2 separate regions of the Mus musculus genome follow, and region 2 is linked to region 1. The links are chromatin loops, found by intact Hi-C in ENCODE. Cell type or tissue: left cerebral cortex. All regions are shown on one strand. Each heading gives the region's core, and the rest is flanking DNA. Links, peaks and the distances in the headings are about the cores only. Region 1 holds the start of Gm29899 (a long non-coding RNA gene). Region 2 overlaps Gng2 (guanine nucleotide binding protein (G protein), gamma 2).

Region 1 (8,524 bases), core at 425-8,424:
CTCTGTGGATGCTCAAGTTCCTTAAATCAAATGGCATGTCGTTTGCATGTAACCCACCCACACCCTCTTCTATACCCTAAGTCCTCTCCAGAGTATACAATGTACATGCTATCTAAATGGCTGTTATGGGTCTGGGGCTCTAGCTCAGTGGTATACTATCTAGTGTGAACAAGTCTAAGAGTTTTAATCCACAGCACTTTGTGTAAAACACAAAGTCCTTTTTAGTAAGAGAAAAAAATCAAGGTCACAGTGATATTTCTAATATAAACATGACACCTTGGGACTTTTACTCAATAACTTTGATTTTTGCACTTATTGAAACTATCTCCCTATTACTAACAAGGATGTTTTAAGCATCTTTTATCTTTGAAACAACAACCAGGTTTCAGCAGATACTTAAAGAAGTCTGAAGAGTAAAACCAGAAACAAAAGAATGAAGGAAAGCATTATTATATAAAAAAGGCACTATCATCAACACCCCTGGATTCTTAAGAGACGACGATACTGTCTCTACAGGACTCCTGCAAAGAAATCTTACTCTGAGTTCCAGTTAGGTTTCTGTGCTGTGATAAACTTGATCAAAAGCAACTTAGAGATGGGGACAGTTCATTTCATCTTACAGCTTACAGTTTATCATGAAGCAAATCAGGGCAGGAACTGAAGGCAGGAGCTGAACCAGAGGCCATGGAGGAGTGCTGCTTACTGGCTTGCTCCTTAGGACTTTCTCAACCTGCTTTCTTATACAACCCAGGATCATCTGCTAAGGGATGTCACCACCTACAATGGGCTAGCCCTTCCCATAGCAACCATTAAGCAAAAGAAAAAAATGTTCCTATTCTCCTATAAGCTAATCTGAAAGAGAAATGTTCTCAATCGAGGTCCCTTCTTCCCAGATGACCCTAATATGTGTCAAGTTGACAAAGACAAAAATAAACCAAACAAAACAAAACCTAACCAACATATTTATGTTCAGAACTTTCATTGTAAGTAACATGGATTCTGAGATTTTAAAACTACGGATGTGTGACACGCTAAAATTAGTAAATACACTATCAGCAGACAGGCAAACTAAGCTTTTAAAGATGTCAAGACAGAAAGTCCTTGCCTCTCATTTTCAAATGTATATATGTTCCTCAACTCTCTTCTTTCTGAAAACAAAACACTGTAAACAATGACAATCTAGGAATAAAGAATACACCTTGAGCAGAGACTGTGGTCTCTAAGTTCATTTCTCAATTAAAAGGAATGACAGTTCTTTGCAAACACACCACAAGAACGCAACAAGCCAGTCTGAAATGAGGGAAATTCCATAGTACCCATGACCGTATTCCTTCTTCAAGTAAAGAGCGTGGTACAAAGGTCAGGGACAAATGTCTGTGCATGGACCTCTGGTGGATCTCAAACAGCCCACCTCTAAAGACAGCAGAGAAAGTGGAGGTTTGGAGGGATGGTTCAGTAGAAACCTAACATTCTGGGTTCCATCCCCATGACCCCATGCCCCAGTGACCCAGTGACCCAGTGACCCAATGACCACATGATGGTGAATGAAGGGGAAAACTGACTCTCACAAGTTTTTTCCTCTGACCTCTACATCCATGCCATGGCTGCCCCCTCTAAAGTTTAAAAGAGAATGGGATGCTGGATATTTTATGTTACAAAAAAACCCCCATTGTTATAGATGTAGAAATATCGGTGTTAATTCTTTTTAATGTGCTATCAGTGGGTTTCACATCACTCACAGATGACCTTTGTAACATTTGGGATCCACTTAGTATACCTAGAGAAAAACTGGGCAGGGCAGAACAAATTTGGCAGAACACTGGTAGAAATAAGTTAGTCCCTGCCAGTTCATTATGATATTTCCTTATGTCTCCCTGCTAACCTTTATAAACTTAAACTGTTAACTTTATAAAGGTCTACTGAAAAAAGACTTATTTAGAAACACCACAGAAGACCCCGAAACAGAATGAAGAGCTTAGTTAGAGTAAGGATGATATAAAATAATAAACCACATTAATTAAAGATGTACAGGTCATCAAAAGAGATTCAGCTCAAATCCCATGATGCTCCAGGCTTCAAAGCTAGCAAAGAGTGTTTAAAACCTCCCCAGGCCACAGATGGATCCCTCAGAGAGCTGCCGCTCCTGTGGAGGTCAGAGGTTGATGGTCCCTGTGCTGCTTGAAGGCGCATGCGCCAACTGCAAGCACAGCCCTTTCATTCACAAAGCCAATTTGGACAAGGACTGAACAGTGGAGACAGTCTCCACATATTTAAGCAGATGCTGCTAGTCATGGTGGACACCGGGAACCGGGGCAGCTGCTGGGGAATGTCACTAAGGGTCCTAGGAATAGCTCCTACCCGGAGCGCGTGTGGCTTTGGCTTTGTTCCCTTGCTGTATTGCTGGAGGGTCTCTTTCTTTAGCCTGTCTCCGTTGCAGCTCCTAAAACATTTGCCTCACCCCTGTACAGGATTTCACTCTATTTAGAGAGCTCCTGGTGTTTCCTGGTAGCTGGTGATTCATTTTTCTCCCTTGAATCTTCTCTGTGGCCGGAGCTTTGTCCCCCCACCCCCACCCCCAGCCCCCAGAGAACAAAAGGTGCTCATTAGATTGTTTTTGGCTGGAGCCGGAGCTGGACCATTGCCCCCCACACAGGCCAAGACCTGGGGGCTCTTGCAGCCCACTTAGGTTGCCCCGAGTATTCTGAGATAAATGCTAAGGGTTTAGCTACTTGGCTTTTAGATACTTGGCTTTCTGACTCAAGTGATGCTTTAGGCGATTCATCCATTGTCTGAGATTTCTAGTAATAGTCATGAAATCTGGTCTCTGCCCCTTGTGTTTGTAAGATACAACATAAGTTCTGCTCATTTTCAGAACTGGAGACATACCTTCTCATGTCTACGGGCCCAGTAAGATGAATATCGCTTCTACATCATGTTTGAAAGGCTGCTATGACAGAGGTCGGCTCCTAAGAAGATGGGTCAGAACTCAGTTTTAAGTTAAGAATTCCATCTTCTCAGTCCAGTCCCCAAACCACAGCTGGATCAAGAGGAATTTTGGTTGCGTTTTATTTCGCCAAACAGAATCGCATCATTTTGGGGAATCAGAAGGGCGAGGAGTGAGTTAAGCCAGAGTCATGCTTGCCAAACATAACGCCTTCAGAATCACAGAATCACAGGGCGCTACCCAGCACCAGGCAAGAAAACCAAAGTCCAAGGAGTCAGTTGTCACAGCAAAGATAGTGAACCCGTGTTCCCCAAACAGCTTTCTAACTGTCAGCCTGGGGCACAGAGGGGTGTCTTTCTTACTGTTCCACTCTTCTCTGCTCATTCCTGAAAGCTGCCTTACTCCTTCTGCAGCATGGCTCTGACCCATGTGCAGGTCTCTCCCAGGTCAGAACTGCTCTTCTGTCGTCAGTGCCACGGCTGTGGCGCTCACTCCACTCATAGGCTCTGCACAGTCTGCAGATGAAAGGACCTACCTGAGTCTTCGCCCACATGGCTTCCATTGTCTGGAAGGCTTATACAAAGTCCTCCTGCCATTTAGAGACAGGATGATGCCTCTTCTTCTATGGCTGTCATTCGTCTTCCCTAGGTGAAAACGAGCTCCTCTCCCCCACCTCCCGCACTGTGTGTGTGGACTTTGATTTGCCTGGTGTGATACTGTAGTTAATTATGAACAAGTGGGGACTTGACTGTAAATTCCTTTAAGCTGGCGACAGGATTTGAAGCCAGGATCTTATTTATAGCTCTAGCAGTTACTCATTGAGACAATGTTAAAAGAAAAAAAAAATAGTTCTCTTGAGGCAGGCTGAAGTTTACTATTTTTGGAAACCCAACAGCATTTACACAGAGAATTCTAAAGAGGTGAAATTTGGCATTTTCTGTTTCTCCTCTGATAATTTTAGATACACTCAAGGATATTTTTATCTCTACACTATGCCATAGATGAGAACAGGGAGGGTCCTCTTTTCCTGTTTCCTTACATTATAGTCCATGTAAAGCTCAAATAAGCGTGCTTCCTAAGTAGCTTGTGTGGAGGAGGAAACCCTTTACTCAGTGCTGGGGGGTTGGGGGGGGCAGAGACTGATGCACGGGGAGGGAAACCATGACGTAGCTGTAGCGGGGTAAGTTCCCCAGTTATAGGCTCAAACCAGCTCCTGCCCCATTAAATGGGAAACACCGTCCAAGGAACAGTTGTCAAGCACCCCTGCCTGCTATTAAAGAAACCTCTGAAAGACAGTCAGCCCCAGGAGCAGAGAAGCCCTGAGCCTGCTCTGGACAGCACCAAGTTCTGTGAATGTGCCCCTGGAACCCAGTATTTACACTTACCAACCTTCCTCAGCAGGGAAACAGACTGGCCATTGAGGTGAGTCCCTCCACAGGCATGGACAACACCCATCCAGTTACAGGGCGTGGATCAAATTAGCAAGCATGTGGTGTGTGTTAAAGCCGTTCTCAGTCTCTGGACTGGTAGCATCTGAGGTTAGTGGTTGAGAAGGCTCATTCTCAGGCCCCACCCCAAAGCTGGCTCCTTGATCCTCCTCATACACAAATGGAGCTGGTCCTGGTTTAGCTGAGTGGGGGAGTCTCTACCAGCTCAGTGTCCCAAATAAAACAACCCTGCTTGCCAAAGGCAATGCGGGCCTCTGAGCCTTCTCTGCTGTCTTCACAGAAGTCTGAGGCCCTTAGGACATAATACTTGGGAAAATCGGTTGGAAATCAGAAGGGCTCTATGGGTATAAGTGCTGTTAAAGAGATGTGCCAAAGGGAAACACAGGAGGAGAGGCAGAGACTCTGCTGACAGATCTTAGAAACTACTCTTAAGCCCTAAAGAGTCTTGAGCTGCTTACATGTCTTTCTCTGTTATTTCTTCCTGTCTGTCCACTTCTACCTGAAACTAAGATGAAACAGAATGAAGGCAGCAATGTGAACCAGGTCTGCAGAAGGAGGTTCTTGGTGGCGGTCACCGTCCCTGGCTGGCAGAAGACCTCTGGCGCCCTCTAGAGGAGAAACTGGAAAAAGTCCCTTTTAGGTCTCAAGTCCAGGGCTGCCTTTCCCTCGAGTGACAGGAAAATTTCATGGCTAAATTTATAAAATTGGCATCACATACTAATAAGGAAGTTTATTTTAAAGTGATTCTTTTGCGTACATATATAATTTATCATTTGGTAAAGATGGAAACAAATTTGCGAGGTAATGGTTTTTATACCAAGATGGTCAGCAGGATGTGGAGCATCTTAAACGTTTACAGAGTTGATCGATAGTTTGATCTTATAATCAATCGTCAGTACTGAGGACACGGCTTCACTTAAATATGTAGTACATATGACAAAAAATATAATTAGGGCCATTTTGAAAATTATATCCTAAGCCCAAGTCCCTAAATCCGAGAGAGAGAGAGAGAGAGAGAGAGAGAGAGAGAGAGAGAGAGAGAGAGAGAGAGAGAGAGAGAGAGAGAGAGGAGGGGGAGAGGCGAAGGGGAGGGGAAGGGAGGGGGAGAGGGAGGGGGAGGGGGCTAAGGGGAGGGGAAGGGAGGGGGAGGTAGGCAAAGAAAGGTGCAAATAACACAGAAAACAGGACCCCATGTCATGAATCAAGGCCTCCGGGAATCTGGGAAGTATATTTTGAAGACATACTTCTAGACAACCTTCCTGCTCAGTGGCCCACACAGTAATTTCGTCTACAACTTCTTCTGAGAGATGATGGACAACCGACACAGATCAGGATGAGTTGGAGCCCGCTGGGAGACCGCCTGCGTGTTATCCTCCTCCCCCTAGCGGAGGGTCGCCCACAGTACAGCCGGCAACAACAGGGCTCTCCTTAGGTTGTGGTTTCCATGGGGATGCGGCGACCTGTTATTTTACAGCCACATCTCCCACATTTGCTTGTGTTGGGTCCTTCTGTGACTAAAATACTGGAGAAAACCGTTTTTTCACTTGTTTTCGCCTGCCTCCGCCGCTTTCCGAGGGCTCAGCAAAGTACTCCCTTCTTCTAAGTTAGTTTTCTCTCACCACCAGATCGTTTCAGATGTCCCTGGCTGCTGAAGACATGGCCATGGTACCCTGTCCTTTGCTCTCGGTCTTTGGTGCGAGTCACTCTACACTGCAAACCCTGTTTGGTGGGTCTTCCCCAACTGCAGAGAGCTGTGAGAACAGGAACTTTGTCCACACCTTTGGGCACAGAGCAGCAGAGGGGCTGCCTCACCTTTTCCTAGGATTAGCCTTGACTTGGAGCATAGACCTCTCGTCCATCCTTCCTTCTCCCACAGAGAGACGCAGGTCAGGTAAGTTCTTCCCTTCCTTGGGGCCTTGCTTTTCTGCTGTACACCCTACTTGGGAAAGTGTGGTTCTTCTTGAGTAACTATGGACCACGGTTTGTGCTGACAGGAGCACCTACCTAATCATGGCTTGAAAGGGATTTGCTTGGATATAAAATTTCTCCACTAGAATTCAAGTTCCATTCCCCCTTCGTTTCCTTTATGTAGGAGCCATTGTGCATTAATTTTGTGTTTTGTGGAAAGGAAAGCTAGGCGTTTTGCTTTGTTCTCTCGGAATGCTGGCGATTGAATTCGGATCCCGCACACGCCAGCTAAGCACTGTATCCCAGAACTGCATCCTTTGTCTTTTCTCTGGAGAGAGTCTCACTAAGTTGCCCAGGCTGGTCTTGAACTCACTCTGTAGATAAGCTGGCCTTGAACTTGTAGTCTTCCCGCTTCTGTTTGCTGAGTAGCTGGTATTTCAAAAGTGTTTTCTTCTTGAAAAGGACTTGTGACCACTTGAGGCTGGGGATGGGTGCGGAGGACTTAGATCAAGATCTTTGGTGGTAATGCTCCTAAAGGCACTTAAAGTAAAAGTTTCTATTTTTTTCTGATTTTTATCTAAATATCAGAGATACACTGAGATTGAAATCATACTGAAAGATTTATTTATTTTTATTTCATATGTATGACTGTTTTGTCTGCATGCCGTGATTGGTGCCTACAGAGACCAGAAGAGGGTTCCAGAACTGAGGGTTCACAACTCCTCAGAACTGGGGTTGTGAGCCACTAAGTGGGTGAGCGCCTTTAACCACGGAGCCATGTCTTCAGTCCCTTGAGAACACTCTTATCTCAGAGTGGAGAGAAAGTTTGATGTAGACAGCCATCAGACTGTACAACTGGTTAGGTTCGATTTTCAATCACATCTCCATTTCTTATTAACTTGAACAAACGGTGACGCTTGATCTGGCAGAAGGATTGGAGGCAGGCACAGTTCTTCAGAGGAAAATGGCAAGTAGATTAAAATATTCCTGGGATAATAAAGTATGAGCTCCTTACATATCACAACTTAGAGATACACTCCAGCAGTGTCTACAACTGTATCAGGAATGAAAATCAAACCCAAATAAGCAAAAAGGAGTGCCATTAAACTATAAGCTGGAGACATCTGGAGTCTGCTGGGTTACAGGCTCATCTGGATCCAGACGTACAGATGGCATTCTCAGACCTCTAGTTTATGCTCCAGGCCCTATATAAGCTCTTTATAGCAGCTCAGCTTTGAAATCAGAGGCAAACAGAAACCAGTACCTGTGGTCCATTGGAGAGGGATGAGGTCAGAACTCTGTACAGGGGATGGTGAAAAGCCATTTTCTACAGAAGTGATGGGTAACGCATATGCAATCTGAGTAAAACCGAGAGATGCACGCCACAGCGATTCAGGATCGACTGCACCTCTATTGGCTTCTGCTTTCAAGGGAACGCCCAGTGCTGTTCCTTCTTATCCTAAAGACCCCAGCGATCATTCTCTGATGCTTTATTAGTATATCTGTGTATATATTTACAAATTATGATAGTAATCACTAATGAGTTTCCCTTGCCGTGTGCCCACATTGTACTAACTACTCTACATTACGCCGTTTCCCCCTCACTGTCTCAGCCCATTGTGTTTACATGCATGTAGTACTGGGAACCAGATACAGGGTTTCTCACATGTATTAAGTCCATGTTCTAAGACTGAAATACACCCCCAAATATTTTAGTTTTCTTTATTCTTTTCAGGTTTTTTCTCCACTTGGGATAGGAAAATGTATTTATTTATTTATTTTTTGGCTTACAGTTTGAGAGCCTACAGTTCCTCATGAACAGTCAGGTGTGACAGACTGAAAGGCTGGGTCTGCTGTGGTGGGAACACAGGGCTGCTTGTTCACACGCTGGTGGCTGGGCAGGAAGCAGAGTAATTGAGTAGAAGCAGGGTGGCTGTAACCCTCAAGGCCAACTCTCCGCCCTGGGGACTCGGGTCCTCCAGCGTGACCTTTGCCTTCTAAAGGTCTCTAAGCCTGATCAGTGCCACCAGCTGGGGACCAAGTGCTCAAACAGGTGAACCTATGGGAGACATTCCACATAAAAACTATATACCATTCTGTTCCTGACCCCCATAGACTCATGCCCACCTCACAGTGCACAATGCATTGAGTGGGACTTAAAGATCTTTGTAGTCTTACATTATTCAAAAGTTCAAAGTCCAAAGTTTCTTCTGAGACTCAAGGC
Region 2 (8,524 bases), core at 303-8,302, 240 kb before region 1:
TCACCTTCTTCAAAGAGAATATCTTGCCAGAAGCTCAGAGTCTTGAGATGATAATTTATTCATGATTTAGAGTCATATTTCAGTTTTATAGTATTTTTCACTATATATGATAATGCATTCCAATGAGAGAAAACAGATGGAGCCTCCACAAAACCATGGCTTTGCTGTTTCGGAAGTGTTTATTGTATTGAACATCCATTTTTTTTTTCTCTAATGTTTGATAATTAGAACCTCCCTAAAGTCATTTAAGGTCTCAGTCTGATATGAGATTGTTTATAAAAGGGTTGAAGCCAGTGTGGAAATATGATTTATAAATATGAAGGAGAATGACCCACCAACCTCAACAGGCTTTGCACTTGTCACATTTGAAAATCTAGGAAACATGTCTGTCTCCTTCACTGGAATCCCAAGACCATGAGGATGTGTCACCAGAGCTACCAATGTCTGTGGGCATGAGGTTGACTCTGTGCTGGCAGACGCCCACACACATCCCTGCCTTCACCTATGTGCCTTGCAGTGATTGACATGATGGATACCAATACATTCAGATAAGCTGTGAACTTAGAATAAGTTCATATTACGAATAAGGTTCTGCGATCTCAAGCTGCATAAAATGCCAGCTGTATTGGGACCAGTTGGGACCTTCAAATTGGTGCATTTCAGCAGAGCTTAATGTAGGGAGTAATTTTTAAGGATATGGGCAGAGTAGGAAAAATGAAAAGGAAAGTGTGGTTGCCATTGTCACCTTTTGCCTGAAACAACAACAGAAACGAGGAAGGGACCTTTGACGTGAAGTTGAAGCCACCAGGGAAGGTCATATAGTAATCCTGTAGACAGAACTGATACTCCGTTTTCCTCTAATCTGCGCATGCTCCCCACTGACCAAGCCCACTGGCAGGCAAAGAGCCACACTGCCTGCTCTGGAGTCCGTGCAGTTTAGTGTCCTGGGGAATAGAGCCAGGAGAACAGCTAATGCAGGATATTCAGCCTGGTCTGTCAATGAAAGTCTTGCGTGGAACAAATGGCTGGACTTCTCTCTGATGTAACCCTCCCATCCAAGAAAATAGTGTTCCTGTAAGTTTCATGTTTGCCTGCAAATGCAAACATGATTTTACTTAATCAGCCTGGAGCCCGTGTTCCAATGGCCCCAGATACAATGGTAGCATTTGAACAGATCTCATTTGTCTGCCGCACTATGGCTTGGAGGAGATTACAGGATCACGGGACCACCCTTCAGAGCTAGGATGGAAACTTCAGTAAACAATTTGAGTTACTGTGTAATGTAGCAGGGCACCATTGACAAACTCGTGTAGCCCACAGTCAGGGGCCTCCCACAGTTAAAGGAATGGCTGCCATCTTAAAGAGGTGCTCAGTCCAGCTGGAGGGCTGAGAGGCTAGGCTTTTATTTAGTCTTTTTTTCTTTTTTAAATATTAGTTCAATTATTTCCTTCCATTGCCTAAGAAGCCAATATTTCTTACTTTGATCAACCTAAATGAACTACAATGAACCCCTAAGAAAGAATAAATCCACTGGGTTGGGTACACGTTCATAATTAGAAAAGGCAGGGGTAATGGCCGTCAAAAGAAAACAAACATGCATTATTGCCCTACACTCTAAACCTCTTCTGTGGACCAGAAAATTCTTGACCTGAGAAATCCAGATGGGCAGACTTGAGAATGTAATAGGAACAATGAAAAATGCTGGGTGGATAAAAAGAACTTGGACCTCAGGTATGAAGTAAGAAATCTCATCATGATGATATCCATTAGCTTGGTGAGTTGCTGAACTCTCTCTACCTCAGGTCTTCTCATGAGCGTACCATAAGAAGAATCTGACTTGCTTCAAAATGAACTGATATTATGTTACGCCAAATGAAGACATTGCTTTCCATCCAGTAGTCATGGGACATGCATATCCGTATTTAAACATCTTGGGTCAAGAATAACTGATCCCTGAGATGATGCAGTTAAAGTTTGTACTGTGATGGGTGGATCAGGGTGCGGCAGGACCTCCCTGTAATCCCAGCACGTGGGAGATTGACAGCAGAGAACCACAGATTAGAGGTGAGCAGGAGCTTGTCTCAAAAACAAAGCTAAATCAAGAAAACTTGCAATTAGATTAGTATCTAGGCTTACTTTATAAAATCATTAGTTCTGACTTTTGTTGATATATAACTGATATACAATAAATAATATGTTAAAAGAATATGATTCCAGGAATCTAAGCAGTATGAAGCCATAGCCATCATCACGAAAATGATGACGTCCACTTACAAATTGCTTTATCACGATGATAAGCCAGATCCCCTCCTCATCCTGGTGTAATCACATTGAGAAGCAGGCATGCTGTCTACATTGTCTGTTTATTCCTTAAGACTGGACAGTACTTAACTACAGTTGACAATGTTCCTTGCCTCTTGGTAATATTATTCATTTTTAAATCCTTTCTCTTTTTTCCTCACCAGTAGTATAACATTTGTTTTTTCAAAATCCCATGTTATTACAACTGACAGCTCCATTATCGTCCTTTTGGAATAACACAGTAAACAAAGACTAGGCACAGTGCAGACAGAACAATAATTGCATTTACTAATCCCTGGTTTTGTTTGAGTTCAAAGCTGAAGCTTGCTTCCTTCAGCGTCCTTAGCTTTCTAAAACCAAGCAAGGTGGTGGAAAGACCTAGTGGTCACCGCCTGATGAATAGCTAACGAAACTGTGATTATCCACCTGCAAGAAGGAATGGTGGTATGATGCATGCTCCATCATGGGTAAACGAGGGAGCATTGTGCTAAGTGACAGAAACCACAGACTGTGTGGTTCTATTCACTGACTTATCCAAAAAGAGGACAGCCACAGAGGCACAGAGTAGACTGGAGGTGTCGAGAGCTGGTGGGAGGCAGGAGAAAATGAATATGATTCTGCTTTTGCCATGATGAAAATATCCAGGGGTGTAATACTGATGATGGATACGTGACTTAGGGCTGTATCCCAACAAAGCTACCCGGGGGCTTGTGGAGGTGTGTTCGTGTGTGTGGCACTTGTAGAAGCCAGAGATCAATGGTGGGTGTCTTCTTCTACTGCTATCTGCCTTATTGTCTGGGACAGGCTCTCTACCAACCCTGGAGCTTACCGATTTGGCAAGCATAGCTTGCCAGTGATCCCTGTCACTGAGTCCACAGCACTAGGGTTGCAGGGAAGAGCCGTCACACCTTGCTTTTTACACAGATGCTAGGGTCCCAGGTTCAGGTCCTTTGTTTTTGTGGCAAACACTTTACTGAGTCATTTCCCTAGCCTGACACTATTATTAAAAACAAAACAAAACAAAACAAAACAAAACAAAACACATATCTTATGAGAAACTTTCTTGGGGAAAACGCATTCAGGAACAGCCGTTGATTTAATCTTCCTTCGGATTCCTTGTGTCGCATCTGTTTTCAGGTCTGGAGCATGCTGTAGAACAGTTCAGCATTGGTAGCAGAGCTGTGCAGCTGCAGGTAGATGCTGTTCACTGGCAGAAGTGAGGCGCACTGCCATGTTGCTTTGGTTTACTTAAATCATAAAGGACTTGTTACCATTTGACTTTTTTGTCTTTTTCTTTCCTTTAAAAATAGTACAGAGCTGATTATCCAAGCGCCCTTTCCCCTAGCTTCACTGTGTTAACTAGATACAGGGTAGCCTGTGTACAAAGCATCTGAACTCTGCCGGCTGACACATTGAATACCTGACAGTGGCAGAACAGGGCGTGAGCTGGAAGTCCACACACTCAGAACAGCTCCCAGAAAGGAAAAGGAGCCAAAGCAGAAAGAAGAATGAATCAATCTCGGTTGCGGCAGCCATGCAGGGTGGACTGAAAACAGGCTTCCTGCCTTTTCAAACTGTCGTCCTTGAGCTGGGAATTCATTGCCTCCTTTAACGCCCCTTTAGCTCTCCCTGTGTCATGCTGCAGGATGACCACCACTCGCTACTGTGGTGACTGCAAGTACAGCCCCCCACCCCCTTCCGCCCCAGGTCTAACTCAGTAAGCTTGCGTTTCTGTGTAAACTGTGCTCACAGTTTACAGGGGAGAAAAGTCTCCTCTCACTTTCCTTGAGAAAATCTTACTCGCCAAGGTTGAACTTTGATGCCTTTTACTGTAAACCTGAAGGTGAGTCCAAGGTGCTGCCAACCTAAGAGGAGCGCAAACCCAGCATGCCTCTGCTCAGAAATTTTGCCTTTGCTTTTTTGCTGTAATTTGACAAGTTTTGTTTTTCCAAGGTGACTTGAAAACCTTTATAGTGGTGCGTGCCTTTTGTTACTGTTTTCTGTTTCTTTTCCAACCTCGGGCACCCTTGGAAACAATATTGCACAACCTTTCATTCTATCTTGGCCCTGGAAGGCAAGGTGCCACAGTGTGTGTCTCTAGGTCTTATTCTAGTCATCCATAGAGTGAAAGTCACAGGAAGAGTGCCTGGAAGAGGAAGGCGGGAAGGCGGGAAGGCGGGAAGGTGGGCTGTGTGGCTTGAGCAGAGAGACATGAAGATGGATATTATTAGGATTTGTGTCCTCTTGAAATCTGTGGTGGCTGAGAATATTTTTATGTTTTAATTAGTCATTTGCATTTCTTCTTTTGTGGGCTGTCATTTCTTACCTTTTGTCTGTGTTTCTACAAGGTTGTCTGACTCCATTTGCATTGAGTTTTAGTTGGGTGATGATCATACTTTGCCCCATTTAATACAGTTATCTACTTCCCTGACCACCACTGCTCTTTAGTTTAGTTATAATGATTTTCTTTTTGTTTTTATCTTTAGTCACATGTCTATTTTGTGTGGCTTCTTCATTTCTTGCCTCGCACAGGGACTTTTCCTTCATCCAGAGTAATTAAATATAGATTCCTTATTTTTCTCCAGATATTTTAAAGTAATATTTCCATATGCATGTATTATGCAATATGTTACTATAGTATGCTTAAGGTTATGCCGCTATGGGCTCCGGCCAGTGTCACAGTGCTTGTCAGGGATGCTTGAAGCTGCCTGTGAGCAAGAATGATATTTTTTTCGGTTCTCAAACAGCCACAGTTTTGCTAAAAGCAATCTGAATAGAGGAGATGAATTATTATACTTAAGTGTAAATGCTCCTTGAAGCAGAATCTTATCTGTTGGTTAGAAGCTCATTTTCTGACAAACCTGCAGGATGTACACTGCTGTTAGATAAGGACTATCATTTATTGAAGGAATTTTGTTATCATGCAAAGCAATCTATAGTTGTTTTATATGCGCTCATTACTAAAGGCTGGAATTTGTAAGTAGAACATGGTTACTTCTGAGACACTAATGGCCTAAGGGTGTGGATGACATTCCTTGGGCTATTAAAGCCAACAGAATCCAACAAATACCCCATATTAACGTACACTCAGCCTTCAGAGTCTGAGAGGACATTTCCAAAATATACACTTCATTTTTAAAATCCATGACTCCAGAGAACAGAAGAATAGGGAAAGGAGACCAGTGAACTTTAGAGTGATCTGATTTGAAATCACTAAAAAGTCTCAATGAAAATTAACAGGCTATAAAACCCCACCATCTGAATAACAGTCTACGTGAGAGAGGAGAGAGAGAGAGAGAGAGAGAGAGAGAGAGAGAGAGAGAGAGAGAGAGAGAGAGAACAAAAAGAAAGCTATGTTGTAGAAAATCACAATGTAACAATTGAGGATTTTTTTTAGAAATAACAAAGGGACTGCATGGTTATATGGAGAACTAATTAGACTCGCTAATTAATTAGGTAAGCATGTTTATTAATCATAGGATCAAATAAGTTAGATGGCTTAAATAAGCTCTAAAAAAATCCAGATCAAGTTGATCCATTCCTATAGTGAGACATAGTTGGTTTTTTTTTGTTGTTGTTTTTGTTTTTAACTTTTTTCAAATATAGATTCTTAACTTTAAAATAATGGTAGGGCATGTTAATACTTGAGCCAATAAAACAGATAATTTTTTAAAAACCCAATAACTTAATAGATAGTCTTCCTAGGATTCATTAAAGACATGACATATGCATGTAAATTAGCATCCAAGGGAAGATGCTGAAGCTGGACTGGTAACATTTCAAACTCCAGTGTGGAAGAAACCCTGAAACCTCTGCAAAGTAAGGCCAGATGACATTCCAAATACTTCTTTTCCAGTGCAGCCACTGTTAGGACCATGAGCCCCCCAAGGCATTGATATTAACATCTGCAATTGTACTTTTAGGAAACTAAATTTCCAAGCAAGATGGCTATTCATTTGGGGAAACTCGAGAAAGATTTCAACATATCCCACCCACCCTAAGTAGTCATTGACTTGCACTCAGGTTCCACACAGCTGCTGCTCCACACCGGGGCCTCTGGTCAGGTCCTCCTCTCAGGGACAGTAACCAGGGTCAGATGACAGTTGCTCCAACAGAGTCGCCCTGAGGGTGAGGTGGTCTCATGGGCTTCTTATGGGCTTCTTCATCCTCACTCAATAAAAGTGAAAGATGCAAGTCATGTGAAACAAAGTGAGAGAGAAAGAGAGAGAGAGAGAGAGAGAGAGAGAGAGAGAGAGAGAGAGATTAAAGCAACAGCTCCCACAGAAACCTGATGGGAGAAGCACAATAGCCACAAAGGGCCAGGCAAAGTCCTTTGTCTGAATTAAAAATAACTAAAAACGGTTTGATGTGAACTGACTGCAAATGCTTCATTCACTGTAGAAGGCCCACGCTCCTAATGAGGCCTATCTCTGCTGCCTGTCACCAGCCCTGCCATCTCTGCAGTCAGCAGCAGCACTTTGCCAAGGTCAACTCTCCCCCTATACGCTCCTGCTGCAAAACCTTAGGGAACTGGCAGAGATAAGATAGGTTGAGCGAGTGACCACTACCTCCTAAAGACATTCTGAAGGAAATGAGGAGAGATGGGGGCAGAGGGAAGGGAGTGTAGCTGTGTCCAGACTTTCCTGACCAGGTCTTTGCTGAGCTGTCTGTAAACATATCTCTTCTATGGAAGAGACCTCCAAGAACACACTGATTGCCAAGGAATGAGGCTTGCGCTTTGAATGCCGCTCTTCTCTGTGCCACACAAGTCTGGTCCTGACCCATCTGGCAAAAGTGAGTTTGCAACAGGGAAGTTTGGAAGAGGTAGCCCGACCAATCCATTCCTGCCCTGCAGCTCCTGACTGGAGCATCACAAATTCTGGACAGCCCCTCCTTTGAGGCTTATATTAATTATCTTGTTTTTTTTTTTAATTTAGATGTATATTTTATGTATATGAGTATTTTGCTTGCATGTATATCTATGTGCCATGTGCATTTCTGGTGCTCATAGATGTCACAGAGTTGTGTGTCAGATCCCCTGGAACTGGAGTTCTGGACAGTGTGAGCTTCCATGTGCATGCTGGGAGTAGAACCTGGGTCCTTTGCAAGAACAAATGCTCTTAACCACAAGCTATCTCTCTAGCCCCAATTAGCTTAATTTTGTTGCCATGAGAAGTAAAATCTCCCCCAAAACATAAAAAAAAAAACCATAACAATGAAGCCTCTTTTTGAACATATTGAAAATTTTAGAAAGTGCTGAGAGATCAGAAGTTATATATGCTAAATTATATAACCCATAGTTCATCTCTTCCCAAAATAATGTTGATTTAAAACAACAACAATATTTATAATTCTTCTGTCATGGCCAAACAACTCTAAAGGGAGAAATGTATTGCTTGCAAATGTTTTATTCTTCATTCCTGTCTTAATTTGAATAAGGATAACTGTTAATGGGGCAGAGGGGAGAAAGGGTGGACACGCTGAAGAGCTCTTGGGGACAAATGCAGTCCTCCCAGCAATCTGCATGCTATTTTATTAATTTCTTCAGCGGCCGGCCCTGAGGGAGACATTGTTGCAGCTATTCCCTAGGCTCAGGCTCTTTATCTTTCTTCCGAACTTGCAGCCACTGAACCTATTTTTATCTTTCTATTCCACCACCAAGTTAATTAATATGAACCAATTTAACAATTTCAATAGAAATACTGATAGAAAGGATACTGTCTAAATGATAACAAACTCACTTTAAAATTAGTCGATAAGAATTAATTTCTGAAACAGCTCATGGAAGTCGAGGAAGATTAAACACACTCGTCTTTAAAGTCCATTGTAGAATGCCACAATTCAAAATGGTGTGCGGTAGATAGAGTTACAGATAGAAATGTAGATTATCATACAAAACCAAGGGCTGGAGAACAGAGCTTCAGACACTTAGGATTTAATATGCAATGCTGCATTTGTCGTTGGCAGGGAAAGTTATTCATTGTTTCTCTAAGTTGAAAGATTTTGTCTGCATCTGAAAAAAGTAATAAATCCTGCTGCTTGCTGGCCAGTGAGCTGTGTGTAGGATGCATGGGGTACGACGTGTGTGTAAATGCACACTTTGTGTGTGTGTATACATTCATGAAGGGATTGTGTATGTGTGCTTCTGTTGGGATATCCTTGCTGCAGTTTCTGAGACATCTGCCATTCTTCTCAGGTTTATGTTTTTATATAGACCTGGACC

What was found. Peaks named below come from ENCODE experiments on the same cell type or tissue, not always from the same donor. Only the 100,000 strongest peaks of a DNase experiment are listed, where the experiment ranks them.
Region 2: it touches region 1 in a loop (3-fold over the local background); 4 of 42 quality-filtered maps call a loop at or near these places.

Annotation. Positions count from the first base shown.
Region 1 is chr14:19,703,109-19,711,632 of GRCm38, reverse strand. It overlaps Gm17030 (a long non-coding RNA gene), which reads left to right. Exons shown (of 4, transcript XR_874388.2): 3 at 6,018-6,283. It overlaps Gm29899 (a long non-coding RNA gene), which reads right to left and starts at 3,630. Exons shown (of 4, transcript XR_874386.1): 1 at 3,480-3,630. In left cerebral cortex, for the core only: CTCF peaks have their summits at 4,999 (motif pointing left) and 5,773; DNase peaks (open chromatin) are centred at 3,729, 4,536, 4,985 and 5,795.
Region 2 is chr14:19,940,754-19,949,277 of GRCm38, reverse strand. The region is part of intron 2 of Gng2 (guanine nucleotide binding protein (G protein), gamma 2); the gene reads left to right. Among named protein-coding and RNA genes, the nearest start is that of Gng2, 32 kb to the left of the region's middle. In left cerebral cortex, for the core only: no CTCF peak of the experiment used is centred there; DNase peaks (open chromatin) are centred at 2,913 and 3,725; H3K27ac peaks cover 1,215 bases.